4 separate regions of the Homo sapiens genome follow, and all the other regions are linked to region 1. Evidence: chromatin contacts called from ENCODE Hi-C or POLR2A ChIA-PET data. All regions are on one chromosome and are shown on one strand. Each heading gives the region's core, a stretch centred on a gene start or an enhancer-like site at or near the end of the contact. The rest is flanking DNA. Distances are from core to core; before and after follow the strand shown.

Region 1 (7,062 bases), core at 3,378-5,877:
CAAATCGATTTCTCATTTCTTCTTAGATGAAGACTTCACAATTTTGGTCTTTACAACTCAGATATTCCCCATGTGACATTAACTGCTTTGCTTAAAAATAAGGGATCAAACTTCCTAAAATACGTTTCAACATGCTACGCTGAAGTCCTAAAGAGTAGACATGACTTTTCTAATATCCACGAAATCCTTTTAAAACTGTGGACTGGTTAGATACAAAGATTTGATATTTAAAGTTATAATTTCATTCTTAGGTCTGCTCCTTTAATTTTGCCATTATCTTATACTCACTCAAGTAGCTAACAAAATCATGGCATGACAACACTGATGACAGCTCCCAAATTTCACTTTAGAAATTAAATAGTATTTTCTTGCCAAGATTTTGACTACAGAGTTTCTTATTTGCAAAGTTTAACAAAATTATGGTTTTCTAGGCCAAGGTGTGCAGATTACTTGAGGTCAGGAGTTTGAGACCAGCCTGGTCAACATGGCAAAATCCTGTCTCTACTGAAAATACAAAAATTAGCTGGGTGTGGTTGCATACACCTGTAATCCCAGCTACTTGAGAGGCTGAGGCATGAGAATTGCTTGAACCCAAGAGATGAAGGTTGCGTGAGCTGAGATCATGCTGCTGCACCCAAGCGACAGAGTGAGACTCTGTCTCAAAAAAAAAAAAAAAAAAAAAAAAGAAAAAATTACGGTTTTCTAATTTCAGGAAATGTTGTGAGATCTTATATAATAAACTCAATTTCTCAGTAGCATGATAATTTGACTTTTTAAAACTTAGATTTAAAATATTTAATTTTTCTTATATTTTGAAGTTTTATGTTTTATATTTCCCAGATAAAACTTACGAAAATGAAATATTTAAAATGGTACCGGCCGGGTGCAGTGGCTCACGCCTGTAATCCCAGCACTTTGGGAGGCCAAGGTGGGCGGATCATCTGAGGTCAGGAGTTCGGGAGCAGCCTGGCCAACATGGAAAAACCCCCATCTCTACTAAAATAAATAGATAAATAAATAAATAACATAAAATGGTACTAAATGATGACAATATTAAATAGAAATTGTACTATTTACCATTTAATATAAATTTATTCAAAAAAGTTTTAGGGGAAAAATACAAAACACTTGTGCCAAATCATAAGCGTAAGTTATCTGTTTTAGAGAACACTGTATCATTAATTTTAAACCCTGTGGTTACAGTTTATTTAATGTAATTTGTATTTCATTTCCCTCACACATTTTTAAATCCACATATGCAAATTAAACTATACAATGTGAGAAAAGGTTATATTTGTCCATATCAATTATTGCAGCAATGACTGTTTAGAAATAATTAGGGATTGGATTACATGTTTAAATTGAAAATAAAAGCTTTACTGTCCCCTCTGAATACTCAGTTTGGTGTCTCACAGTGTGATATAAGATGCAATTTGAGACCACTGAACTCTGTGATCATGAATGTGCAAAAACTTGACCATTCAAATTCCAAGTCACAAACTATGCCTTGCCAAGTTATTTAATAAAAGAATATAGACAGGTTTTATAAACTTCACTGAAACAGTTTTTGACTTATACTCTCAAGTGTCATATATAACTCAGTTAAATACTCCTTCCAACTGTCCATTTGTGGTTAAAATAGCTTTAAAACAGTAAAGACTATTTTCATTAACAAATATCTCAGAGTTTAAAGTAACCATCAAAGCATCGGTGTTAGGGAACACAGAGAGAATGGTTTCTTATTTAGAGGTAGTTTCTAAAGTGTTCTAAACTTTCTTCTCTGTAGCATATGAGCAGGCAGGGATAAAACAGATCCCCACTAGAATATATAATAAATATATAAGCCAGTTAAAACTAGTCTTTGTCTCGATGGCACTTAAACTTATTATTTTTTCTCCCCATGGAGTTCCATGAGCTCTTCAATCTAAAGGAATATCTTCCTTCAGCGTTATTTGCACAAAAGCAAAAGTACTTATACAATCTGAAAAAGAAAATATTGTAATTCATAACACTAACAAATGCAGCAATGAGGCCTGTGGGAAAAGCTGACCACATAGATCCGGTAAAAGCCCTAGCCTATTTAATTGTAATCACAATAAAGGGACCAATATTAAATTTGTTTCTAAAAATATTAACCAGTTCAAAGGATATCAAATGTACTTGAAACTCTAAAACATTGTTTAAAAAGGTAACTTCTAGTTCTTCAAATGATTTCTAGATTCTCAAAAAGAAAAATAAATTTATCAGCATTGTCTACCTAATATTTGCAGTTTAGGAGGCAAGATATATTGTTAATGTGAAGATGGTTGCATCTGTATTTTGTTGTTTTCAGCTGCACATAATTGTTCTTTTAAAAGGCTTTTGGGAAGCCAAATTTAGTTTACTGGCTTTGAGCATGCAGAATTTTTTAAAGTTTAGTCAAAGTTCCAATGCTGTTTTGAGTAAAGCAAAATTTTAAACAGTATTTTCATACTTTCAGAATATGTTCATATGTAGTTTTTCTAACATAAAATGCATTGATCTTTATGGCTGTAACCAAGAGAGTCTACATCTGGGTAGTCATGCCTTTTGATGATCATACTTCCATGTATTTCAATGACTTGTCAAAGACACACGTTTGAAACACTCGATCCTGTGCCTCCTTCAAAGGAAGTTTAAATAAATATACCTGTAGTAGGAAAATTCCGTTTTTCTAGCATTAGAACACATTATGGTGAAAATTTTTGTGAGCTTAAAATGTGCCCATCACTTAGGCCTAACACATGAATATACTTAGGCCTAAGAGGAGGAAACATTCTAAGAGAAAGTACTTATACATGGGCAACAAAGTAATATGACAGCTATTATGGAAACAATCCTTCTGAATTTCCTAACTTTCATGCCCACAAATTGACAACCACTTGTGTTTATTTTTCTTTTAAAATAATATTTTAAAATCTATGTCCATGATTAATACTCTCTTTTTTGACACTAAATTGAGTATTAGAGTTATCAACTCAAATTCTATTAGAGTATTAATAATCAACGTTACACTAGGTCATAAAATACATGTGTAATAAACATAATAAGCTTGGGTGTTGTTAATATTGTTGAACATTTACACAACTCTGTCCTGACTATTCTCTATGTAATCAGGTATCATGAAGTTTTTCAACTGACATTTTACTACTAATGAGAAACAAATTAGGAAGATGAGTGATGGGAAGAAAAGATGAACATGATTAATAGGTGCTTGTTTCATAAAGACTCTAGGGAGACTTTTAAATCCTTCACTGCTACTATATTCTCACCGAGTGAGGAGCCACTGCACGTGCCTTTTAAAGCTTTCAAAGGAGGGCTGAGTAGTTACTCAATCTGTTACTGATGCTTACTCCATTTGCATCCTGTTGTGAAATGAGGTACACTTTATGTATTGGTGCCAAGGTAAATGTCAACTGTATCCATCAAAAATTTTTAAAACAGACATCTAAGTTAGAAAAAGAAAATAATGTTTCACTTTGGGTCTAATGTTGCAAATAATCGCTCCTGAAGACTAAAACATCTTTGTTGTTCCGCATCCCTTCCCTCCACCCTTCAAGAACTTGCATTTTTTAACTTTTCAAGTGCTTTTGATTAAAAATACCTAATCTACTTTGCTTCACGGGTTTTTTAAAGAATCATTCTTGTTCTCTAAACCAACTTCGTAGAAATAGAGAGGAAGTTAAACTTTATACAGTATTTGAATCTTTAAAGGTATGAGCATCCTAAACAGTAACTCACTTCTAATAAAGATCTTGCCATTCCTAACTGTACTTTACTAAGGTAGCTGTTTAATAAAAACGTATTTATGCAGATTCTATAGAGCAACTAAAACGGGACCCATAGATGTGGTGAGTAGCACAAAATGTGTATGGCAGTTGGCTTTATTTGCAGCGGCATATAAAATTGTTAATAATCCTGTCAAATCTGTTCATGAATAATTTATTAATCCGATTGCTGGAGTGCAGTGCATACAGGAACTCTATGTATGCGTGCATGTGTACACACCCCCCATGCAGGAAGGACACTACTGCCGTATTCCAGAAATGACAAAAAAAAAAAAGTAAAAATAAGCAAGAATCACATAATTAGATGTCTTACAGTCTCATAAAAGGGCAGTGCTGCGAGGTTAAGCTGGTGAGCTAAAAAACAAACAAAACAAACAAAAAACCACAAAAGCAAAATCCAGTTGCCTGAGATCGGAGCTTCCCGCAGGATTCGCGCAGAGCGAGGAGCGGGGAGGACGCCGTTTGCGGGAGGCGGGGGCCGGGATCCCGACACCGTCCGCAGTCTCCCCGGGGTCTCTCAGGGAACCGAGCTGGTGGCCGTCCGAGGTAAGCGCCGAACCAAGGAGAAAGCGCCGAGCGCGTCCACAAAACGCCCGAGGCCGCCCTTCTCGCCAAGGCTCGGCAGCTCCCGCGGCCTGCGCTGGACAAGCGAGAGCTGGACGGAAACGGTGGGAGGCCGTAGGCGGCGGCTGGGGGCGCGGGACCCGCGCGCGGGCGCGGAGGCGGGCGGGGAGGCCCCGCAGCCCGCGCCGCCGCCAGCCGCCCCGAGCCGCGTGCGCGCGCGGCCGCATCAGCTGAGCGCGCGGCGCGTGTCACGTGGTGTGCGTGTCGAAGGTCACGGCGCGCTCACAATGGAGCTCTCGGAGTCTGTGCAGAAAGGCTTCCAGATGCTGGCGGATCCCCGCTCCTTCGACTCCAACGCCTTCACGCTTCTCCTCCGGGCGGCATTCCAGAGTCTGCTGGACGCCCAGGCGGACGAGGCCGTGTTAGGTAAGCCGCTCGGCTCGGCTCGGAGCTGGATCCGCCGGGGTGGAGGGGCGCTCGGAGAAGAGGAGCCGGCGGAGCGAGAAGGGGAAAGCCCCGGGAAGAGGAAGTCTCCGGGCTTTGCCCTTCGCTCCGGACGGAGTGTTGGGGACGTGGCTCTGCCAGGACTCGGAGCAGACTCTGAGCATTGTTTTGGCCCCACTTGGCACCTGCATAGAGCCAACTCCACGTTCCTGGCCCGGTTTCCCTCCCAGTCTCTTTGTTCTTTTGTAAAGCCGGTGTTCAAGTCTTGTTTGTGGCCTAAACATCTAAGGTGTTTAGCCTTGTCTGAGGCTGCGGCTGTTTTGACAGTTGGACTTCATCTGGGGAGCTCCCTGCAATTCAAGCTTCCAGGGCTAGGCTAGCAAAGGTTTAAGGGTCTGTTTCCGAAGTAATTACTAGGTCAGACAGTGTTGACATTTGCCAACTTAGAGCATACCTCAAGTTGCTATGATCACTCCAGCGCTCTAGTTCAGCATGTTTACACAGGTTCTACGCCTAGAACCTTAAACTATGATGCACAATACTTTGTTCCGCCCCAGTTACCAGGATGCGAGTGTCTTTTAAGCGATCCGGTCAGTGACTGCGGAGGTGCAGTGTCAGTATGGATTGAAGACATATTTTAAGACCGATCGCTTTTAGATGATTTTCTTAAATATAAATATCCCAACAATTCAAATTTTTGTTTTTTTTCTGTAGTTTCATGAACTAAACACTTGTACAAAAAGTATGAAAGTGGAAGTTCTTAAACGAAAATAGTAACCACCACCTGGGTTAATCTCAAAAAAAAAATGACTGTCAAACCCTGAAAGTACTAATATAATTTTGAAATTTGTATCTTATATTCTGAACTCATGCCCTACCTTCTACCCCCTTGATGTATTTGTTCATGGAGCCGGTTACCCTAAACTCATCATTTTTAGGATGGAAGTTTATTCTAAAATTGACACAATGTAAAATATTTATCTTGTTTTTCCTTTGAATTTACTCCAGTGTTAGAATGACCATTGCATTGTTATATTTTCTTTGGGGGCTATAATATTTTTTAATAGTAAAAATATTAAGGCAAAATAAGTTAATTGAAGCTAGTAATAGTAGAGTTCTTGTTGTGTTCTTTTTATTGTTTTTCACTTGATCTTGTTGCTCATCTCATTTACTTATAATTGACTGTCCTTATAGTTGATGTTTTTAATCTTGTTAAAGGGTTTTTAAACCCAAATTAAAATATCCTTTTTGGAACATGACTGTAAAGAATTTATTATCATAGGCATCACTGGAAGTTAATTTATTTTAGATCATCCAGACTTGAAACATATCGACCCAGTGGTTTTAAAACATTGTCATGCAGCAGCTGCAACTTACATACTAGAGGCAGGAAAGCACCGAGCTGACAAGTCAACTCTAAGGTACAGGATTTATTTAAATATCCATTTATTTTCAAATACTACCTTAATGATTTCAATTTCAGTTTTAAAAATGGAGACAGAACTTTGGCTTTTTTTTTCTTTCTTCTAGCACTTATCTAGAAGACTGTAAATTTGACAGAGAGCGAATAGAACTGTTTTGCACGGAATATCAGGTTACTTACTTTAAAATTTTTAATTAACAGTACTATTTTTCTTTTACTTTGTTTGTAAAGATGTTTTTTTTTCTTTCTTTCTTGCTTTCTTTTTTCTCTCCAGAATAATAAGAATTCCCTAGAAATCCTACTGGGAAGGTAGGTACTGTATAAGGTGTCAAGCTGAGGCACTTTTCACTTGCAGGTATGAATGGAGAGTGTTGGTGTGAAACAAGATCTTCGGGATCTTGACCCAAAGAAAAGGAGCCAAAGGGCATGTCAAGCAATTGAAGTTAAGCTCATGTTTTTAAAGATCGTTTATTGAGATGATTTTGAAATGCTCCTTTACCATTCATAATTTAAAAATAAAGTTTAACAATGGTTTAAATTCAGAATGGATTAAAATGGAGTTGGGGGTGGAAAGTAGAGCCATTCTTAGTAAATATAAATAACTGAAAAGTTCTTCTGAGGAGACTATGTACGAAGTTATCATTGCATCTTTCAGTATAGGCAGATCTCTCCCTCATATAACGGATGTTTCTTGGCGCTTGGAATATCAGATAAAGGTAAAGTTTAAGAAACTTCTCTAGCGGGGGATTTAGGGAACTTCTTAAAACCTAGAGTTAAAAGCTGTTGCGTGTTTGTTGTGTTATTTTAGACCAATCAACTTCATAG
Region 2 (7,062 bases), core at 1,329-3,828, 940 kb before region 1:
TCCTGCCTCAGCCTCCAGAGTAGCTGGAATCACAGGCACCTGCCACCATGCCCGGCTAATTTTTGTATTTTTAGTACAGACGGGGTTTCACCATGTTGGACAGGCTGGTCTCGAACTCCTGACCTCAGGTGATCTGCCCGCCTCAGCCTCCCAAAGTACTGGGATTACAGGCGTGAGCCACCGTGCCTGGCTGAGAACTCCCTTTTTAACATGAGTGATCTGATTGTACAGCTGCAGGATATCTCATGTGTCACTTACACGGGATTAAAGAGTATTAGATCCGCCAGGCGCAGTGGCTCACGCCTGTAATCCCAGCACTTTGGGAGGCTGAGGTGGGCGGATCATGAGGTCAGGAGATCGAGACCATCCTGGCCAACACGGTGAAACCCTGTGTCTACTAAAAAAAAATACAAAAAATTAGCCGGCCGTGGTGGCGGTCGCCTGTAGTCCCAGCTACTCGGGAGGCTGAGGCAGAAGAATGGCGTGAACCCGGGAGGCGGAGCTTGCAGTGAGCCGAGATTGCGCCACTGCACTCCAGCTTGGGCGACAGAGCGAGACTCTGTCTCAAAAAAGAAAAGAAAAGAGTATTAGATCAGCTGGGTGCAGTGGCTCACAACTATAATTGCAAAACTTTGGGAGGCCAAGTGGGAGCATCGCTTGAGCCCAGGAGTTCAAAACCATCCTAGGCAACATAGCAAGACCTCATCTCTACTAAAAATTAAAAAATTAGCCAGGTGTGGTGGTGCATGCCTATGGTCCCAGCTACTTGGGAGGCTAAGGTGGGAGCATCCCTTGAGCCCAGGAGTTCAAGGTTATAGTTAGTTATGATTGCACCACTGTACTCCAGCCTGGGTGACAGAGGAAGGCTCTGTAAAGAAAGAAAGAAAGAGAGAAAGAGAGAAAGAGAGAGAGAGAGAGAGGAAGGAAGGAAGGAAGGAAGGAAGGAAGGAAGGAAGGAAGGAAGGAAGGAAGGAAGGAACGAAGGAAGGAAGGAAGGAGAGAGAAAGAGAGAAAGAAAGAAAGAGAGAGAGACAGAGAACAGAGAAAGAGAAAAAAAAAAAAGAAAGAGAAAGAGAGAAAAGAAAGAAGAGCCGGACGCGGTGGCTCACGCCTGTAATCCCAGCACTCTGGGAGGCCGAGGCGGGTGGATCACAAGGTCAGGAGTTCAGGACCAGCCTGGCCAAAATGGTGAAACCCCGTCTCTACTCAAAATACAAAAATTAGCCGGGCATGTTGGCAGGTGCCTGTAATTCCAGCTACTTGAGAGGCTGAGGCAGAGAACTGCTTGAACCCGGGAGGTGGAGGTTGCAGTGAGCCGAAATCGTGCCACTGCACTCCAGCCTGGGCAACAGAGAGCGAGACTCTGCCTCAGAAAAAAAAGGAAAGGAAGGAAGGGAGGGAAAAAGGGAAAAATAGTGATGTATGGCAATTCTTCAAATATAGGTGTGATATTTTGCATGTCAAATTTGATTCAACTGTTAATTAAAAAAACAAAGCAACATAGCATTTTCTCAGCATTTTTAAATTGAATAAAATGTAAATCTTTCATGCTTACTGTAATGAAGCCAGACAATTTAGAAAAACAAAACCATTCTTCTGATAACTCAGTAAATTTTAAATACACATACAAATATACCAGAAAATGCATTTTTGTAACTATTTTTAAAACTGTAGATGAAAACACAAAGATTAAAACTGATGAAATGAAACAGGCATACATAAAAAATTGAATGCAATACAAAAACAATATTATTTCTACTTCAAAAAAAGAATATTTTATTTATTAAGCCATAGCACTTTGGGAGAATGAGGTGGGTGGATCACCTGAGGTCAGGAGTTCAAGACCAGCCTGGCCAAAACGGCAAAACCTGGTCTCTACTAAAAATACAAAAATTAGCCAGGCACGGTGGCACATGCCTGTAACCCCAGCTACCAGGGGGACTGAGGCAGGAGGATCACTTAAACCCAGGAGGCAGAGGTTGCAGTGAGCCGAGATCGTGCCACTGCACTCCAACCTGGACAACAGAGCAAGACTGCTTCTAAAAAACAAAACAAAACACAACAAATATATATATACGTCAATGAATATATTCAGATTATTTGTAAAATAGAGTGGAAAAGAAAATTGGATGATATTTGTAAGTTAATCACATAAAACAACAAACATAACAACACCAGTATCATCACCTCAAAGGTAAATTGTAAATATGGAGACAATTGATTTTACAAGTCACATGTGAAATTATTATTTCATTCTGAATGAAATGGGGCTTTCAATACATTTTTAGCATGTCTAGAAACAAGTTTGTTCATGTGTTTCTAGTAATATATTATTTAAAATAGTAATTATACTGGTGACATAAACCTCAAACCAAAATTAAATCTGTATCAGAAGTTATCCCACCTGATGTAAGCAGGTTGTCCTTGCTTAAATAAAGCCATCCTCAAAGGTGTGAACGACCCCTGCTGAGGTCAGGGGAGTTGCCCAGGCAACTCTCAGATGCATGAACTATAAACACTTACAGTTTTATGCTGCTGAGCTTTCCTGATTGTTTCTTGCACAGCCTTGTTGGGACAATATTAAAAAGCTGCGGTGATTTTTAAATATACTCACACATTTTTGAGAATCCTCCCTTTAAGAGGTGGAGCCTCACTTCCCTCCCCTTGGGTGTGGGCTGGACTTAGCTTTTGGCTTCTAATGCACAGAATAAAGTGAAAGTGATGGGTGTGACTCTGGAAGGCAGATCATAAAATGCGCTGCAGCTCCCTCCTCCCTCTCTCTGAGATTGCTTGCTCTGGGGGAAGTTAGCCCACATGAGAGCACAAGCTGCATGGTGAGGAAGAGAGGCTTCCTGCCAACACCCAGCAAGGAATGGAGGCCCTGCCAGAAACCACCCTAGTGAGCCATCTTGGAAGCAGACCCCCAGCCCCAGCTAAGCATTCAGATGACTGCAGCCCTAACCAACATCCTGAGTACAGTCACGTGAGAGATCCTGAGCAAGAGCCACTCATCTAAGCCTCTCCTGAATCCCTGGCCCACAATTACAGTGAGATTAAAAAGTAAAATTGGCCAGGCATGGTGGCCCATGCCTGTAATCCCAGTACTTTGGGAGGCCGAGACAAGTGGATCATTTGAGGTCAGGATTTCGAGACCAGTCTGACCAACATGGTGAAACACTGTCTCTACTAAAAATACAAAATTAGCCAGGCATGATGGTGCATACCTGTAATCCCAGCTACTTGGGAGGCTGAGGCAGGAGAATGGCTTGAACCCAGGAGGTGGAGGTTGCAGTGAGCCAATATTGCACCATTGCACTCCAGCCTGGGCAACAAGAGTGAAACTCCATCTCAAAAAAAAAAAAAAAAAGAAAAGAAAACAAGGCCAAATGTGATGGCTCATGCCTGTAATCCCAGCACTTTGGGAGGCGAAGGTGGGAGGATCACTTGAGTCCAGGAGTTCGAGACCAGCCTGGGCAACATGGTGAGACTCCATCTCTAGTTGGGCATGGTGGTGCCTGCCTGCAGTCCTAGCTCCTCAGGATGCTGAAGTGGGAGGATTATTTGAGCTCAGGAGTTCGAGGTTGCAGTGAGCAGTGATTGCACTCAGGCTGGGTGACTGAGTGAGACCCTGTCTCAAAAAAAACAAAAAAAAAGATAAAATAAAAAATTGTTTTAAACTGCTAAATTTTTGAGTGATTTGTCACATAGCAGATAGGGATGCTGTTTAGAGCCTTTGGCAGGCCCCCATAGGTGAATCACAGTGAAGGCCTCTAGGATTTTGGAGCAAGGCCCTGCCATCTTCTGCAGATAACTACCTTCATTTTTAGAGACAGCTCTTGGCCTGTTACTGGGCTTTGGTGGAAACTGAACGTTTGATTATGGGTCATCAAGTCACCATGCGACCTGAACTGCCTGTCATACATAAACTGGGTGCCTTCTGACCCATCTAGCCACACAGTGGGGCGTGCACAGCAGCATTCATTATCAAATGGAAGTGGTATATACATAACCGAGCTCAAGCAGGTAGTTGCAGCCACTCAGGAGGCTGAGGCAGGAGGATAGCTTAAGCCCAGGAGACTGAGGCTGCAGTGAACCATAATGATGCCTCTGCGCTCCAGCCTGGGTGACAGAGTGAGACCCTGTCTCAAAAAAAAAAACAAAAAAAAGAAAAAAGAGAGAAACTAAAACTAAAGAATAGCTCAATAAATATACGATATTCATGGATTAGAAGACTCAATACTGAAGGTCAGTAATTTCATCAGAAACAAATGAGAAAAAAAAAGAAGATTCAATACTGTTATCATATTGCCAGTGCTTCACAAATCGATCTGTTGATTCAATGCAATCTCCATCAAAATCTCAGAAGGCATTTTTGTAGAAACTGGTAAGATGATTCTAAAATTTAGATACAAATACAAAGAATTTAGAAAATCTGAAACAATTTTGAAAAAGGAGAATACTGTTGGGAAAATTATATTACTTTACTACAGTGGTATTTAAGAGAATGTATTAAGTCCAAAAGTAGACACGCTGTATAGCTAATTTTTAGCCAAGGTGCACAAACAATTTAATAGAGATACATATATCAATAAAAGGTTCTGTAACAACTAACTACTTATATCTTTAAAAATAAACCTCTACTCAGATCACAAAACACACAAAAAAATTGATTTGAGGTGAATCATAGACCTAAACATCAAAGATCACTTGCAAAGCTTCTGGAAGAAAACATGGGAGAATGTTCTGATGACTTTGGAGAAGGCCAACATTTCTTATGTGGGTCAGAGAAAGCAGTTGCTATAAAAGGAGAAAAAAAAGTTAAAATGGCTTCATCAGCATTGAAACTTCTGCTCAGCAAAAGACACCATTAAGAAAATGAAGGCCAGATGCAGTGGCTCACATGTGTAATCCCAGCACTTTGAGAGGCCCAGGTGGGAGGATTGCTTGAGCCCTGGAGTTTGAGACCAGCCTGGGCAACATAGCAAGACCTCATCTCTACAAAAAATTTAAAAATTAACCAGGAGTGGTGGTGTGGGCCTGTGGTCCCAGCTACTTGGGAGGCTGAGGCAGGAGGATTGATTGAGCCCAGGAGGTCAAGGCTGCAGTAAGTCGTGATCACATGACTGCACTCCAGGCTGGGCAACAGAGCTGTCTCAAAAAGAAGAAAAGAAAACAAAAACGCAAGACAAACATTAGGAGAGAATGTTTACAATATACATATCTGACAAAGAACTAACAAAAAATTTAATGTAAGTTACATTTCCTTCACCATCCTTTGTGCTCTCTCAACAGTAACCATTAAGCAAACCATTTTACACTCCTAAACTCACCACCAAGCCAATTACCCCACAAGGCAGCTTAGAGCGTGGCTACCGTGGGAGCAAAAAGCCACATCTCTCTGTGTGTACACCCCCTGAATGGGAGGGTGGTGTTTAATCCAGCACTCCCAATTGTCTTCATCAACAAACAGGAGCTGCGAGCCATATGATTCCAGAAAGAGATGGCTCTCTAAAGATTTGTCATCTCAGTTCTTCCCTGGAGCAGAGTCCTAGGGCAGAGGACTCAATAATCAAATGTCCATTTAGCAGCTGTAAGAAAACAGAACGACACCAGAACATCTGAGGGCTGCAAAAACGTATATTGTCCAAAATGATTTTTTTTTTTTTTTTGAGACAGAGTTTCGCTCTTGTTGCCCAGGCTGGAGTGCAATGGCGCAATCTCGGCTCACTGCAACCTCTGCCTCCCAGGTTCAAGCGATTCTCCTGCCTCAGCGTCCTGAGTAGCTGGGATTACAGGCATGCGCCACCATGCCCAGCTAATTTTGTATTTTTAGTAGAGACAGGGTTATTCCATGTTGGTCAGGCTGGTCTCGAACTCCCGACCTCAGGTGATTTGCCCACCTTGGCCTCCCAAAGTGCTGAGATTACAGGCATCGAGCCACCATGCCCGGCCGTCCAAAATGATTTTTAATGATGATGGTAATTAAAGAACACAGAACTAAAATTATAGAAAATGTTTTATCTCCAATTAAGTGACTAATCTTGTTTTATCATTTTTATATGTAGTTTGTATGGGGAAAAAAGTTTCTGCTGCTGAAAGAGTATAAGAACCATGGATTTCATCTAGGGTTTTTTTGTTGTTGTTGTTGTTTTTGTTTGTTTTTTTAAAATGAGCCACAGAGATGTAATGTGCCTTGCTTAAAGCCATTCAGCTAAAGATATCAGACTGGGACGTTTGCTCTCAGTTCAGTGCTCTTGAGTCTGGAGTAGGTTGAGTTTGAAGCATTGAGAAGGTACCTGGATGTATAAACTTAAGGGGTTGGTTAGGCATTACCAACTAGAAATTCTATTCTGATGTGCAAGAAATTAATTAATTGTATAATTGTTGCTTTCTTCCTGATATCTTTACCCAAGCATCTATATAAATTTAACTAATATGCAAGTGAATAACAGATGTGCATGTAGAGATCAGTTTTGGGAAATTCCATTCAAAATGTAGAGAAATGTCTAGAAATCTGAGTTTAGGAAACAAAATTCAGAAATTCCAGACTCTTCCTAAGGAGGATACCCAGAACAAAACTGATGGCACACGGTAAATCGTTATCTAAGCAACAGCTTGAATCCTGTCTCTGGTTTATGACTCTGTATGAAAAAAGAAAATAAACTTGGAGAATAGGAAAGATCCCAGACTGGGTGTGGTGGCTCATGGCTGTAATCCCAGCACTTTGGTAGGCCAAGGCAGGAGGATTGCTTGAGCCCAGGGAGTCTGAGACTCCCTGGACATCATGGACAACATAGTGAGACTCCATCTCTACAAAAAATGCAAAAACTTAGCCAGTCCTGGTGGCACGCATCTGTGATCCCAGCTACGCGGGAGACTGAGGCAGGAGGATCACTCGCACCTCGTAGGCCAAGGCTGCAGTGTGCTATGATCACGCCACTGTACTCCAGCCTGAAGGACAGAGCAAGACCCTGTCTCAAAAAGGAAAAGAAAATTTTTCATAATTGGAGAACTAGTTCAACCTTTCTTAAAACATTAAGTTAAACACTTTATTAAACATTT
Region 3 (7,062 bases), core at 1,610-4,109, 610 kb before region 1:
TTTCTTTTTTTGCTATTTCATTATTGATATATAGAAACAGTACTGGTTTTTGTATGTTGATTTTGTATCCTCCAAATTTACTGAATTTATCAGTTCTTATAGTCTTTTGGTGGAGTATTTAAGTTTTTCTGCATATAAGATCATGTAATCTGCAAAGTAATGAATTTTACTTCCGTATGGAAGTCAACTTGGATGCCTGTTATTTCTGTTGCCAGATTGCTCTGGTTAGAATTGTCAATATTATGTTGAATAAGAGTTGTGAAGGTGGGTGTTCTTGTTTTGTTTTAGGTCTTAGAGGAAAAATTTTAGCTTTTTCCTGTTGAGTATAATGTTAGCTGTGAGTTTGTCCTATATGGCCTTTATTATTTTGCAGAATGGTCCTTCTGTGCTTAGTTTGAGAGTTTTTAATATGAAGCGATGTTGAATTTTATCAAATGCTTTTTCTGCATCTGAGATGATCATATGGGTTTTGTCCTTTATTCTATTGATGTGATACCTATTATGTTAAACCATCCTTGCATTCCAAGTGTGAGTCCCACTTGATCATGGTGTATTACCTTTTGATGTTTTGTTGAATTCGGTTTGCTAGCATTTTGTTGGGGATTTTTGCATTGATGTTTCTTGGGGATATTGACCTGTAGTTTCCTTTTTTGATGTTGTTGTATCCTTGACTGGTCAGGGCCTTGTAGAATGAGTTAAGGAGAATTCCCTTCTCTTGGATTTTTGGAATAGTTTGAAGAGGATTGGTATTAGTTCCTTTGTATACATTTGGTAGAATTCAGCATTGAATCTATCCAGTCCTAGGCTTTTCTTTGGTTGGGAGACATTTTATTACTGATTCAGTCTCATTACTCATTGTTGGTCTGTTCAGGGTTTCTGTTTCTTCCTGATTCAGTCTGGGTAGGTTGTATGTTTTTTGGAATTCATCAATTTTCTCTAGATTTTCCAATTTGTTAGCATTCATACTATTCTCTGCTGTCTTTCATATTTCTGTGGTATCAGTTGTAATGTCTCCTTTTTCAATTTTGATTTTGCTGATTTGGTTCTTACCTCTTTTTTTTGCCTTGTCTAGCTAGCAGTTCATCAATTTTGTTTACCTTTTGAAGAACCAATTTTTCATTTCATTGATTTTTTTTTTTTTTTTTGAGAGGGAGAGGGGGTCTCTGTCTAATCTTCATTATATCTTTTCTTCTGCTGATTTTGGGTTTGATTTGTTCTTGCTTTTCTAGTTCCTTGAGGTGCATCATTAGATTGTTTATTTGCAGTCTTTCTACTTTTTTGATGTAGATGTTTACTGCTATAAACTTTTTAGTGTTGTTTTTGCTGTATCACATAGGTTTTGGCATGTTGCGTTTCCATTTTCATTTGAAGAAATTTTTTTATATCCATCTTAATTTCTTCATTGGCACAGTGGTGGATTGTGTTATTAAAAATATATATATATTTTGAAGATGGAGTCTTGCTCTGTCACCCAGGCTGGAGTGCAGTAATGCGATCTCTTCTCGCTGCAACCTCTGCCTCCTGGGGTCCAGCAATTCTCCTGCCTCAGCCTCCTGAGTAGCTGGGACTATAGGCATGTACCACCACGCCTGGTTAATTTTTTTTATATTTTTAGAAGAGATGGGTTTCACCATGTTAGCCAGGCTGGTCTCAAACTCCTGACCTCAGGCAGTCCACCAGCCTCAGCCTCCCAAAGTGCTGGGGTTACAGGCGTGAGCCACCGCACCTGGTTATGTTATTTCTCTTCTCTTCTCTTCTCGTCTCGTCTCGTCTCGTCTCTCTTTTTTTTGAGACAGATACTCACTGTATTGCCAGGTTGTAGTGCAGTGGCTTGATCTCAGCTCATGGCAACCTCCACTTCCCAGGTTCAAGTGATTCTCCTGCCTCAGCCTCCCGAGTAGCTAGGACTACAGGCGCCCACCACCATGCCCAGCTAATTTTTGTATTTTTAGTAGAGACGGGATTTCACCATGTTGGCCAGGATGATCTCAATCTCTTGACCTTGTGATCCGCCCACCTCAGCTGCCCAAAGTGCTGGGATTACAGGCGTGAGCCACTGTGCCTGGCTATGTTATTTAATTTTTATGTATTTGTATAGTTTCCTAAGTTCCTCTTTGTGTTGATTTTTAATTTTATTCCATTGTAAATTGAGAAGATTCTTGATATGATTTTGATTTTTAAAGATTTGTTTTGTGTCCTGACATACGGTCTGTCCTGGAGAATGTTCCATATGCTGATGAGAGCAGTTGTTGGATAAAATGTTTTGTAAATGTCTGTTAGGTCCATTTGGTCTAAAGTCTAGTTGGAGTCCAGTGTTCGTTTTTTGATTTTCTGTGCCAGTGATCTATCTAATGTTGAGAGTGGGTTGTTGAAGTCTCTCACTATTATTGTATTGGAGTTTATCCCTCTCTTTAGGTTTAGTAATATTTGCTTTCTGAATCTGAATTTTCCAGTTTGGTGCATATATATTTAGAATTGTTATATCCTCTTGCTGGTTATCCCTTTGTCGTTATATAATGACCTAATCTTTTTTACAGTTTTTTTTTTCTTAAAGTCTCTTTTATCTGATGTAAGTATAGCTACTCCTGCTTACTTCCTGTGGTTTCCCTTTGCATAAAATATCTTTTTTCATACCTTTACTTTCCATCTGTATGCATCCTTACAGGTGAAGTGTGTTTTTTGTGGGCAATAAGTAGTTGGACCTTGTTTTTTAATTCATTCACCTAGTTGATATCTTGTAAGTGGAGAATTTAATCCATTACATTTAAGGTTATTATTGATATGTGAGGTTTTGTTTTTGTCCTATTGTTTTCTAGTTGTTTTGTATATTCTTTCTTTTCCTTTCTTTTTGTCGTTGTGGTTTTGTGGTTTTCTGTAGGGGTGGTTTGAGTCCTTTCTCTTTCTTCTTACTTTGTGTATTTGCTTTACTCCAGTGAGTTTTGTACTTTTGTATGTTTTCATGGTGGCAAATGTCATCCTTTTGCTTCCAGGTTTAGAATTCCCTTGAGCATTTCGTGTAGGGTGGTCTAATGGTGATGAATTTCCTCAGCTTTTGCTTGTCTGGAGAAGACTTTATTTCTCCTTCATTTATGAAGGATAATTTTGCTGTATGTAATATCCTTGGCTGAAAGTTTTTTTTTTTTCCTTTCAGCACTTTTGAATATATCATCCCCTTCTATGTTGACTGTAAGATTTCTGCTGAGAAATCTGTTAGTCTGATGGGGGGGTCTTTTATAGGTGACTGGATACCTTTCTCTTGTTTTTAGAATTCTTTGTCTTTGTCTTTAGACAACCTGAGTAAAATGTGCCGTAGAGAAGACCTTTTTGCATTGTTTTTAGGGATCTTAGAGCCTCCTCTATCTGGATGTCTGTATCTCTTGCTAGACCTGGGAAGTTCTTTTTTTTTGAGACAGAGTCTCGCTTTGTCACCCAGGCTGGAGTGCAGTGGCGCGATCTCCGCTCACTGCAACCTCAGCCTGCCAGGCTCAAGCAATTCTTCTGCCTCAGCCTTCCGAGTAGCTGGGATTACAGGTGTGCACCACTACCACCCGGCTAATTTTTGTGTTTTTAGTAGAGACAGGGTTTCACCATGTTGATCAGGCTGGTCTCGAACTTCTGACTTTGTGATCCGCCCGCCTCAGCCTCCCAAAGTGCTGGGATTACAGGTGTGAGCCATCGCACCCGGCCCAGACCTGGGAAGTTTTAATCTAGTATTTTGTTGAGTTGATTTTCCATATTATTGGTCACTGTGTTTTGACTGGGTTATTTCAAAAGACTGGCTTCAAGTTGTGAATTTCTTCTGCTTGATCTAGTCTATTGTTGAAACTTCTGAATACATTTTGGATTTCGATTGTTTTTTGTTTTTTTTTTTTTTTTTTTTTTTGATGGAGTGTTGCTCTGTTGCCCAGGCTAAAGTGACCCCAGTTTACTGCAGCCTCTGCCCCCTAGGTTCAAGTGATTCTCCTGCTTCAGCCTCCTAAGTAGCTGTGATTACAGGCAGGTACCACCACACCTGGCTGACTTTTGTATTTTTGTAGAGATGAGGTTTTGCCGTGTTGGCCAGGCTGATGTTGCAGTCCTGTACTCAAGTGATCTGCCAGCCTTGGCCTCCCAAAGTGCTGGGATTACAGGCATGAGCCACTGTGCCCAGCCTCTGTTTTGTTCTTTTTAAATTCTCTCTCTCTCTCTCTCTCTCTCTCTCTATATATATATATATATATATATATAATTATTACTGAATTACAGAATAAAAATAAATAATTAATTTATTATTCATATTATTCATGTCCTGAATAACCATTCTGATTTCTTTGTATTTTCAGAATTATTTTGTATCGCACATAGCTTCTTTAGTATTAAAATTTTGAATTATTTTTCCAATATTTTTAAAAACTTTTTAATGGTATGTGTTCCTACGGAATTATTGTGTGCCCTTTGGAGGTGTCTCTCTCTCGCTTTTTTTTTTTTTTTGGCTTTTTAATGTTTCCTGTATATGTTGATATCTGTGCATCTGATGTGATAATAGCTTCTCCCAATTTTTTTGAATTTGCTTTCATAGGGGAGAACATTTTATTGAAGATATATCTATGGTGTTGCTTGGGTAGGCACCGTAGTTGTGATTCTGGATGTGTGCAGTCATGTAATCTCTGGATGATTTATTTGGCTTAAACAGTATCAGCAGTGGCTATGATTTTTCTCAGTGGTTTAGGGTGCAATTATTAGTGGAGGCAGTGGTGAAGTTTTGCTGGGGACTAGGATGCCAAGTAGACCAGCCTTTGCACCTCAGTCGTGGACCAAGCATGCCTCACCTTGGGCCCAGGGTGGCATATGCTGGTACTGGTGTTAGTGGGTCCAGGTAGGCTGATTCTTGTGCCTCGAGGTGGAGGCCCATACTTCCTCAGATGCCAGTAGTGGTAGCAGTTGGCTCTGTAGGTTGGACGGTTCTCGGGTCTGCAGCCAGCCAGTGTGGTGTGCGAAGACGGTGGCAGTGGTGGGTCAACCCTCTGGATCCCAGGAAGAGTGCACTTGTATTGGTGGTGGCTACAGTGGACTGGGCAGGCCAGTCTCCAGACCTACAGATGGTACATGCAGATAGGTGCCAGCTGTGGCAGTAGCAGCAGGGTGGGTAGGCCTAACCTCAGATCCCCAGGACAAGTGTTCAGGTGCTAATGATGTTGGATTGCGCTGGGCAGTCCCCTGTACTCCAGACTTGTGTGCTCTGGCATGGGCTGAGGGTGGGGCAAAGCTGGGTTGGTGGGCTTGTCCTCAGGCCCCCTGATGGTATTTGCAGGTACCAGTCATGGTAGGCAGGGGCAGGGTGATCCCTAAGTCACCAGCAGAATGTTCAGGTAGCCGGGGCAGCATTGGTCACACCGTTGCCCTGTCACTGGAGAGCCCAGGGCCATGTTAGTGGAGGCAAGTGTAGGCCAGCAGATGGGGAACACTCATGCATCAGCCCTAGCAGTGGTTCCCCACATCTCAGCCCTGTGTGCAGTAGCCCACACTTTGCTCATTCACGCCTCCACCCTGGGAGCAGTAGCTGGTGTATCTCTTGGCCTTAGTCCTAGCGCTGCTGGGCCCTAGGACAGTGTGTAGCCTGTTGGGTACAAGACTCTTAAGATGGTGCTTTGCTGTTGCTGCTTAGGTCTTAGAACATGTATGGGATACAGCATAAGCATCCTCCCTGTGGCTGTGCTGTCAACACAATCTCCTCGCAGTTCCTTATGTTTATTTCAGAGCCTGAAAGGATCTAGGAGCTCTCCCATGGCTAGGATTGCAGAAGTCCATGTGGGAATGTTGACAGCTGAGGGTCTCTAACCTGTTCTTTCCCTGCATTAGGGAGCCTCTCTTGGCTCCTGGCCAAGCAGGCTGCCTTGCTTCCCTTTCCTTCCTTGTTTTAGGTATTGGTTGTTAGTTTTTTGTTGAATTCCAGTGTTTTCTCTTGGACGATCTATACAAATTGTGGTTACCTTCTAACTATTTTGGTTCTTAGTGGAAGAGACAAATACAAAATGCCTCTAGTCACCCATCTTGAAACCCCTCTCTCAATCCTATTTAATTCATAATAATGAATTCATAATAATGATGGGCACTGTTTGTCAGATGTTTACTATGTGGTAGACAGCATACTGTCTACCATGACTGGTGCCTGCACATACCATTAGGGGTCCTGAGGACAATATTAGTATATGCTTCGCATATGTAAGTTAATCCTTGCCCCAGCCCTGTGAAATTGTTGGTACCACCCTCACTTTATAGATGAGGTATATGAGGTTGTGTGAGGTTAAGTTATTTGCACGAGGGAGCAGGATTTGGACTTTTAACTATTTTCACACCATATTAACCTCTAGGAAAGAATAAGTCATTCAGTCTCTCGGGATGTGGGTTAGGGATAACTTACAGGCTTAATTACTTACTTAGTTAAATATTTCTGAAGACTATTCCATTCACAGTCTTTTTCCTGAATAAGCCACTGGATGGGTACTTACTTGACCTCCTAGGCAGTTTGAAAGTGGGAAATAGGAACTCAGGTTGATGAGCATTATTATTTCTGTCATTAGACAGGTATACTTCTGTCTTATTTACCAATCTTGTGTAATTGCATTGGCTTACTAATAAAAACTTAAGTCTAAACAATGTTCTTCTGGCGTCTACTCATACTGTATTCTTCTCCTGAGATCACTGTTTGTCTCCATCTTTTCACATCTAGTGGGCTGAAAATGCAGCATTTGAGAAGTCACTGCCATCTCTTTCGTCAGGCTCTCTTTCTTTGCTTCAGTGACACCACAGTCATGGTTTTCTTCTTATCTTACTGGTGTCAATTTTCTGTATGAACTCCTCTTCTAGGACCCATCCTTGAAATGTTGGAGAGCCTCAACATGTGGTCCCAGGCTGGCGTTTAAGAAAACTTCCATTCCTCCTGTTCCAGTTTTTACCATCTCAGTAAGGGCACTTTTAATCACTAGCCAGAAACCCATGACTCATTCATCTTCTACCCTGCTACCAAATCTAATTTGTCATCAAGTTTAGATGATTTTTTTTTTTTTTTTTTTTTGAGACGGA
Region 4 (7,062 bases), core at 2,823-5,322, 530 kb after region 1:
CACCATGTGGTTGTGTAGAAGCATTATTTTCCTTGTCTTTAAGAATGATGTTTGTCATTAATGTTGCATTTTATAACCATTCCAACATCTATATAGAGTATAGAGTTATCTCTGTCTCTATTGTTGCGATTTAGAACAATCTCTCCCACCTCAACCCAATACAAAGAGCTGCACTCCTTTGCTTTGTGTGAGAGGTGTGAGGGAGAATCAAGTCATAAGACTTAAATATGAATTTTCTCCACTATCTTGATATGAATGAATAAATGAATGAATTAACGCATGCATGCATGAATGAACAAAAAATGAAAGCCCCAGAGCTGAGGAGAATCACACCTACTTTGCTGTTAGCCCATAAGCCAACATTCGCAAACTTGCATTGATACTGCAAAGCCCATATTTTAAAAATCTGACTGTGAAAAGTTGCATTTTGCACTGATTTTTTCCCTTTTTGGTCTCACAGGAAGGTGACTTAGAATTCTAGCTAACGATATTAAAAACCACTTTCCAGTTCTTCCAAGCAGTGAGGGACATGGCAGCAACAAGCAAGAAACCAGAATCACATTCACTTTGATCCATCCACCCACCACATTCACTAGATTGAATCCTTCCACCAACTTTGAATGCACCTTGATCCTTAGAAATGCATTGGAAATATGCCACAGCGTGATTCTCAGCACAGATCATGCAAGATTATGAGGCTAAAGCTATGAGATCAACTCCAGAAACCAAAGGTTGAAACCCAAAGTCTGCACCCCTGTCATTACCTCTTGCATGACATGACCTTTTTAACAAATCTCTGAATCTGTTGTCACATCCATTCTGTCATTCAGTCAAGTAAGGAGTGCTGGGAGGAGAGGACAGACTCTAGGTGGAGTCAAAAAAAAAAAAAAAAAAAAGAGTCAAAAGTATTATTCAGAACATACAAACTAGAGAGTTTGCATGCCACCTTCTGTTAATGAGGTATCTTTCACAAAACATGCTTTTGTTTTTTAGAGACAGAGTCTCCCTCAGTTGCTCAGTCTGGAGTACAGTGGCACAATCATAGCCTGCTGCAGCCTCCAACTCCTGTGCTCAAGCAAGCCTCCTGCCTCAGCCTCCCGAGTAGCTGGGACTATAGGCGAGCACCACCATGCCTGGCTAATTTTTAAAAAGAAACAGGGGTCTTGTTATGTTGCCCAGGCTAGTCTGGAACTCCTGGACTCAAGTGATCCTCCCATTTCGGCCTCCTAAAGTGTTGGGATTACAGATGTGAGCTACCTCGCCCACTGACAAAACATGTTTTATTGGAGAAGGCTAAAGCACACCTCCTCAGAACTGGGACTCCAGTGGGGTTTCAGACTGTTCATAGGTTAGTATGCCTATCAAGAGTAATTGATTTATTTTAATGTGGTTGTTTTAGCTACTTGACTGTGAATTGGAGGGAATTTGGATGGAGGTGTTGTGGACCTGAATCATACAATATGGTGGCATCATTGGTGAGGTTTTCAAAACACTGGCATGACCTGCTATGTCCAGGATCTATCATTGCAGGCTAATTTAGATACAGTTCAAAGCAAGGGATGATGCCCTGTATTCAGTAGAATAATACGTTAGGTCAAAATTTGGGCTTTTTTGAATCCTTATGCTAATGGTTGAAGGTGTCCAGGTTCTCGGCGTCTTGATCAAAGATTTGGACAAAAGGCACAAACAAAGCAAGAAGAGAATGAAATAACAAAAGCAGAGATTTATTGAAAACAAAAGTACGCTCCAGAGGGTGGGAGTGGGCCCGAGCATAGGGGCTCAATAGCCCCATTACAGAATTTTCTGGGGTTTAAATATCCTCTAGAGGTTTCCATTGGTTACTTGGTGTATGCCCTATGTAAATGGAGAGGATATTTCCTATCATAGCTGAAGTGTTTCCATTTGATTTAGTCCTAGGAAGTCAGTGTGAATTGGCCTTATGTTCCTGCCTCCAGACCCTATTCTCCTGCCTCACTTTTAGCCTATGAAGATTTAAATCCCTCAAGGTCCCACTATTTTTTTCTGGCAAATATATAAATAACGAGCCAGGCATGGTGGCTCACACCTGTAATCCCAGCACTTTGGGAGGACAAGGCAGGCTGATTACCTGAAGTCAGGAGTTTGAGACCAGCCTGGCCAACATGGTGAAACCCCGTCTGTACTAAAAATACAAAAATTAGCCACGTGTGGTAGCACATGCCTGTAATCCCAACTGCTCAGGAGGCTGAGGCAGGAGAACCACTTGAACCCGGGAGATGGAGGTTTCAGTGAGCCAAGATTGCACCACTGCACTCCAGCCTGGGTGACAGAGCAAGACTATGTCTCAAAAAATATATATATATTATATATATATTTATATAACTTTGCATCTTTAATTTTATTATGCTTTCTTTTCCAGTTGTTACATGTGAGCACTGTTCATATCTGTGAATGCTCATTTTATATTAAATGTTTAAAACTTAGTCTTTGATACCATATATTCTTTAATTAGATAAGACGTAAACACAGTTTTCATATATATACATTTTTTTCCTGAAGCCAATCTGTCCTATTAGTCAAGCAGCTCTTTTACTGAGTAGATGTCTACAGATAACATTACTTTAGAGCTGATGACGAGTATGATGCCCGTGCAGATATTTTTTGTTTGTCCTTAGAATGCCCTTTTGCTATTTCCATGGGAATGTGGTCATGCAATTAATTAGCCAATTTGAAAGTACTTCCTCTGACAAGCTAGCCACCTTTTTAGTAAGAGTGTAAATGAGCAATCCAAGGGACAGGTATTCAATTCACTAATTAATTTAAATGCAAAACCAAAGACTTCCAGGGATCATATTTCTTTCGTAAAGCAAATAGACATTTTATCATTAATAGTTACATTGTGGCCATTCATTTAATTGTAAATAGTGCCCAATATTAAGGGTAAATTCAAAAAACAACATTAGATATGAAATGCATTTGTATACTAGTGACTGAACATTTCCACCAATGGGTTTTCAGTGGCAATTTCCCCATGATATTATCAAAGAGATTTTGTTCTACAGTTTTAAGAGTGCTCTTGTATCTTTCTAAACCTCAAAAGAGAAAATATACGGTAGAATGCATCATGCATACTCATATCTTAGCCATATTGGTGGTTGACAAGAATGTCACTTGCCACTTAAGATGTCATCACACAGGAGGATAATGATTGCAACCTGTCCCCTCGCAAAGGAAGCATATCTGGGCTTGATAATATAGTCAAATAGATCCTATGTGATGGGAATTGAAGGCCACTGCAAAGCTCTCTGCCCCTAGAAGCGCCATTCCTACCGGCTTCCTATGGAACTGTCAGCCTCTCTATTTTGCCTTAAACACTTTTATGTGCATCATACTGTCCAATGAAACAGTAGTGACTGGTAAACTCTGCAAGTGGCATTGAATATATGGATCTGAAAGTCAGGATGGAGGTTCGAGTTGATGCTACCTATTCCAGATGAAAGACTTCCCAAGGAGGGTGGGCAAAGTGCAATGAGAAGATGTCAAGGTGGCGGCCTGAGGGATACTCATGTTCAGTGGCAAGAGGAAGAAGAGCCCGTGAAGGAAACGCACATAGATGGGCAGAGAGGGAGAGCACAGAGAGAGAAGAGGAGTGAATGGAACCACAAGAGGTAAGAAGCTGCTGGATCAGTGTTAGTGGTCCCAAGTGGGAAGTGGCTTGGGGTGGGGAGTGGAAGAAGGAGGAATAAGCTGGAATGTGTGGGTAGGCAGGGGACCTTAAGACCAATCCAAATGTTCTGCAAATGTTCTTAGGTCTGGGTCCGGGTCACCTTCACCAGAAGAACCTATTTCCCTTCCCAGGGGACAGACTCAGGAGGGTCTAGCCCACATACACAAACCAAGTTATATTTCAACTGGCAGAATCAGAGAAGCCTTCTCAGGAGGCATGGCCAGATGCCACGTTGCATGTGAGGTTAAATAGGAAATAACTCAGACTGCAAAGCCAAGTTTAGAATCAGAAAAACAACTAATCAGAGCAACAGCAGTGAGAACAATCTGTCCCGGAGCTGGAGCAGAGGCTGCCGGGCTCTGACAGTCACAGGCGCCGCCCTGCACAATGCAGCCATTATGACTGCCCGGCACCAACGTGGCTGAGCTCCAACCACAAGCCCTTTCATCCTGGAAGGTCTCTGTTAGGAAGCAGAGTCTGGTAAGTAGAGAGAAGTAGAAGTTTAAACGCAAATCAGTGAGTGAAAAAAAGGGAGAGAAATCAAAAGGTCCAAACTGAAAACCCAAATATTTCCTTAATTTCAAATTCTACAGTAAGTGGAGTAATATTATAAAATATTAGGGAACTCTGAAACAAAACTGCCATGCAAACAGAATATTTGCATATTTTGTCATCTAAGAGGGAGACGAGCATATCATAAATCATAAAAAATGATTTATGATATGCTACTTATACAGCAAAGAGTTTATTTTATTTTGAAATGGAGTCTCACTCTGTCGCCTAGACTGGAGTGTGTAGTGGTGTGATCTCAGCTGCAGCCTCCACCTCCCGGGTTCAAGTGATTCTCCTGCCTCATTCTCCCGAGCAGCTTGGATTACAGGCACCCGACACCATGCCTGGCTAATTTTTGTATTTTTAGTAGAGATGGGGGTTTCACCATGTTGGCCAGGATGGTCTCGAACTCCTAACCTCAGGTGATCCACCCGCCTCGGCCTCCCAAAGTGCTGGGATTACAGGTGTGAGCCACTGCACCTGGCCAAGAGTTGATTTTAAAGAATGGTATCCTCTCCTATGAACTAAGTTATAGGTTACATGATAAATTAATCAATATTTCTATAGAGATACACAAAGACATAATACTGATCATTTATTCATTTGTTCCTTTAACAAAAGTTGATTGATTGCCTACTTTGTGCTTGACATTTTGTCATGTGCTAGGCAGACAATAAGGAACCAGGCCCTTACAGGGTCCCTATGCTCACAGGGCAGCATTCCTTAGCAAGGGGAGAAAGACATCAGTCAAATAATCATACTAATAGTTGTAAAACTGAAGCCATATTGAAGGATATTTTATAGTAGGGAGACTTTCTAACTGCACCAGACCAATCTGGCTCAACTTTTACATAACAAAGTTGTGAGTTGTTTCTCTATTGCCAAGAGCCCCCGAGGTTGAAGCTTATGTAACCTGACCATGCCCAAGTGTGCAACCACAAGAACCTAAATGCTCAGCCTGAGGAGCAGAGACTGAATTAAGAAGCAGACACTGCACCAGGCACGGTGGCTTACATGTGTAATCCCAGCACTTTGGGAGGCTGAGGTGGGCGGATCATGAGATCAGGAGTTTGAGACCATCCTGGCCAATACAAAAATTAGCCAGGCATGGTGGTGCTCGCCTGTAGTCACAGCTACTCAGGAGGCTGAGGCAGAAGAATCGCTTGAACCCAGGAGGCGGAGGTTGCAGTGAGCCTAGATCGTGCCACTGCACTCCAGCCTGGGCAACAGAGCAAGACTCTATCTCAAAAAAAAAAAGCAGCAGCAGGCACCGCATGGCAGAATCCAGGATCCAACCAGATTGAGTGCGGTCATCACCTCATGGCAGGATCCAATCAGCTCATGCCTCCTGGCATCACCTCATTGTGAGATCCAATCAGATCACACCTCATTACCCTATGCTTATAAAACCTGCCTCAGCACCTAGCTCCAGGAGACAAACTTGAGCATTTCCTCCTGTCTCCTTGTGAGTTAAATGACAATAAAGCTTTTCTTTTCTCAAAAGCTGGTGCCATCATATTGGCCTCTGTGTGCATCAGGCAGCAAGCCCATTGATTGCGTGGCAACAATTTGACAATCAGAGCCACAAGAGAAGTCTTTGCTAGAAAACTGACATTTCCAAATAGAGGGAACAACACGAGACAGGTCCTGTGGCATGAAGAAGCATGACCTAAACGGCCACCAAGGGCATCTATCTCAGGAAATAGCAGGATAAAGAATTTTCTCTTTATTCTTAGAGCAATGGAAGCTGTTGAATAGTTTTAGCAGAAGAGCTGCGTTCTCAGAATTATGTTTCTAAAAGATCACTCTGGCTTCTGAGTGGAGGAGAAGGGTAAAGTATGGTTACAGGATGAGTAGTGTGGTGGTCTAAGCTGTGGCAGGAAGAAGCAACTGACATTATACAGGCTGGGACTGATGGTTGCCTGGGTTAGTGTGGAGATGGATTTGAGAGGTATTTAGGAGGTAAAATGAGCAGGACAAGGTGTTAGAATCAATAGTGGGTGAGAGAGACAGGGAGGTTATGGATGATGCCTAGATACCTGGCTTGTAGAACAGGAAAGATGGTAGTATCTTGTGCTGAAATAAGAGAGGTAGAAGAAGAGCATGGATTGGAAGGTGGGAAGATGCGTGATTTAGGTAGGAACTTTTGCTGTGCCTTTGTGATGTCTGCATGGAGATGACAGGTTGACAGGTGGACAGATGGGTCGGAGGCGCCGATGGAATGTCTGGTCTAGAGATATGCATTTGTGAGTCATCTGTGCAAGTTTGTCATTGCTAAGAATGCCTAAGAAAAGCACGTGGAGTGAGGAAAAGTTCTGGCATAACATGGTGGATATTTAATGGCCAGGTTTGTACAAAGGAAATGGGGTAGCCAGAGAGATGAGGGCAAGACAAAAAAGTCCTGCACCACCAGAGCCTGGCAAAGAGTGTTCTGAACAATCCCAGAGTCCTTCTGTTACAGCTTCAATGTTCTTTGTGTTGTAGATGGCAAAGTTTCTGCTGAGTTTGAGGAAGAAGGGGCAGATGCGTGTGTTTGTGTGTGCATGTGGTGTGAGAGTGGCTGTCACCAAAGGAGGGGAGAAGCTCTGTAGAAGTTTTGATGGAAAGTAGGAGAGTGAGTTAATCAAAATATGTAGTAAGAGGGTCCATCTGAGATTCATTTTTTTTTTTTTTTTTGAGACAGGGTCTCACTCTGTTGCCCAGGCTGGAGTGCAGTAGTGCAATCTGGGCTCACTGCAACTAATGCCTCCCAAGTTCAAGCGATTCTCCTGCCTCAGCCTCCTGAGTAGCTGGGATTACAGGCA

Evidence for each region. A loop is a pair of places that touch in the nucleus more often than their neighbours do. ChIA-PET counts read pairs that join two places held with the same protein, here RNA polymerase II (POLR2A). Pooled maps may share reads with other maps.
Region 2: a loop to region 1 is called in a pooled map, with 3 times the contacts of the local background. The contact joins the promoter of LINC02643 here to the promoter of COMMD3-BMI1 in region 1. A Hi-C loop is called at or near these places in 2 of 50 pooled maps. POLR2A ChIA-PET finds 5 or more read pairs at or near these places in 2 of 52 experiments (MCF 10A and naive thymus-derived CD4-positive, alpha-beta T cell).
Region 3: a loop to region 1 is called in a map with no recorded cell type, with 2.9 times the contacts of the local background. The contact joins the enhancer-like site here to the promoter of COMMD3-BMI1 in region 1. A Hi-C loop is called at or near these places in 4 of 37 single-sample maps with no recorded cell type and 5 of 50 pooled maps. POLR2A ChIA-PET finds 5 or more read pairs at or near these places in 1 of 52 experiments (activated B cell).
Region 4: a loop to region 1 is called in a map of ascending aorta, with 3 times the contacts of the local background. The contact joins the enhancer-like site here to the promoter of COMMD3-BMI1 in region 1. A Hi-C loop is called at or near these places in 2 of 168 maps with a recorded cell type or tissue (Right ventricle myocardium inferior and ascending aorta) and 7 of 50 pooled maps.

Annotation. Positions count from the first base shown.
Region 1 is chr10:22,311,761-22,318,822 of GRCh38, forward strand. COMMD3-BMI1 (COMMD3-BMI1 readthrough) reads left to right here and starts at 4,628. Exons shown (of 14, transcript NM_001204062.2): 1 at 4,628-4,796; 2 at 6,124-6,235; 3 at 6,345-6,408; 4 at 6,512-6,546. The coding sequence starts at 4,658. COMMD3 (COMM domain containing 3) reads left to right here and starts at 4,628. Exons shown (of 8, transcript NM_012071.4): 1 at 4,628-4,796; 2 at 6,124-6,235; 3 at 6,345-6,408; 4 at 6,512-6,546; 5 at 6,893-6,953; 6 at 7,046-7,062. The coding sequence starts at 4,658. RefSeq lists a silencer at 4,486-4,605 and an enhancer at 4,876-5,175.
Region 2 is chr10:21,370,372-21,377,433 of GRCh38, forward strand. It overlaps LINC02643 (long intergenic non-protein coding RNA 2643), which reads right to left and starts at 2,579. Exons shown (of 5, transcript NR_155751.1): 1 at 2,524-2,579. RefSeq lists enhancers at 2,431-2,932, 2,569-2,863.
Region 3 is chr10:21,700,157-21,707,218 of GRCh38, forward strand. The region is part of intron 13 of MLLT10 (MLLT10 histone lysine methyltransferase DOT1L cofactor); the gene reads left to right. Among named protein-coding and RNA genes, the nearest start is that of MLLT10, 170 kb to the left of the region's middle. Within about 2 kb of position 2,860, at least 2 of the 41 ENCODE cell types and tissues checked have a DNase peak (open chromatin) inside an H3K27ac peak, as active enhancers do.
Region 4 is chr10:22,845,564-22,852,625 of GRCh38, forward strand. No RefSeq gene overlaps it. Among named protein-coding and RNA genes, the nearest start is that of ARMC3, 79 kb to the right of the region's middle. Within about 2 kb of position 4,073, at least 21 of the 41 ENCODE cell types and tissues checked have a DNase peak (open chromatin) inside an H3K27ac peak, as active enhancers do; they include ascending aorta, where a contact is called at or near this core.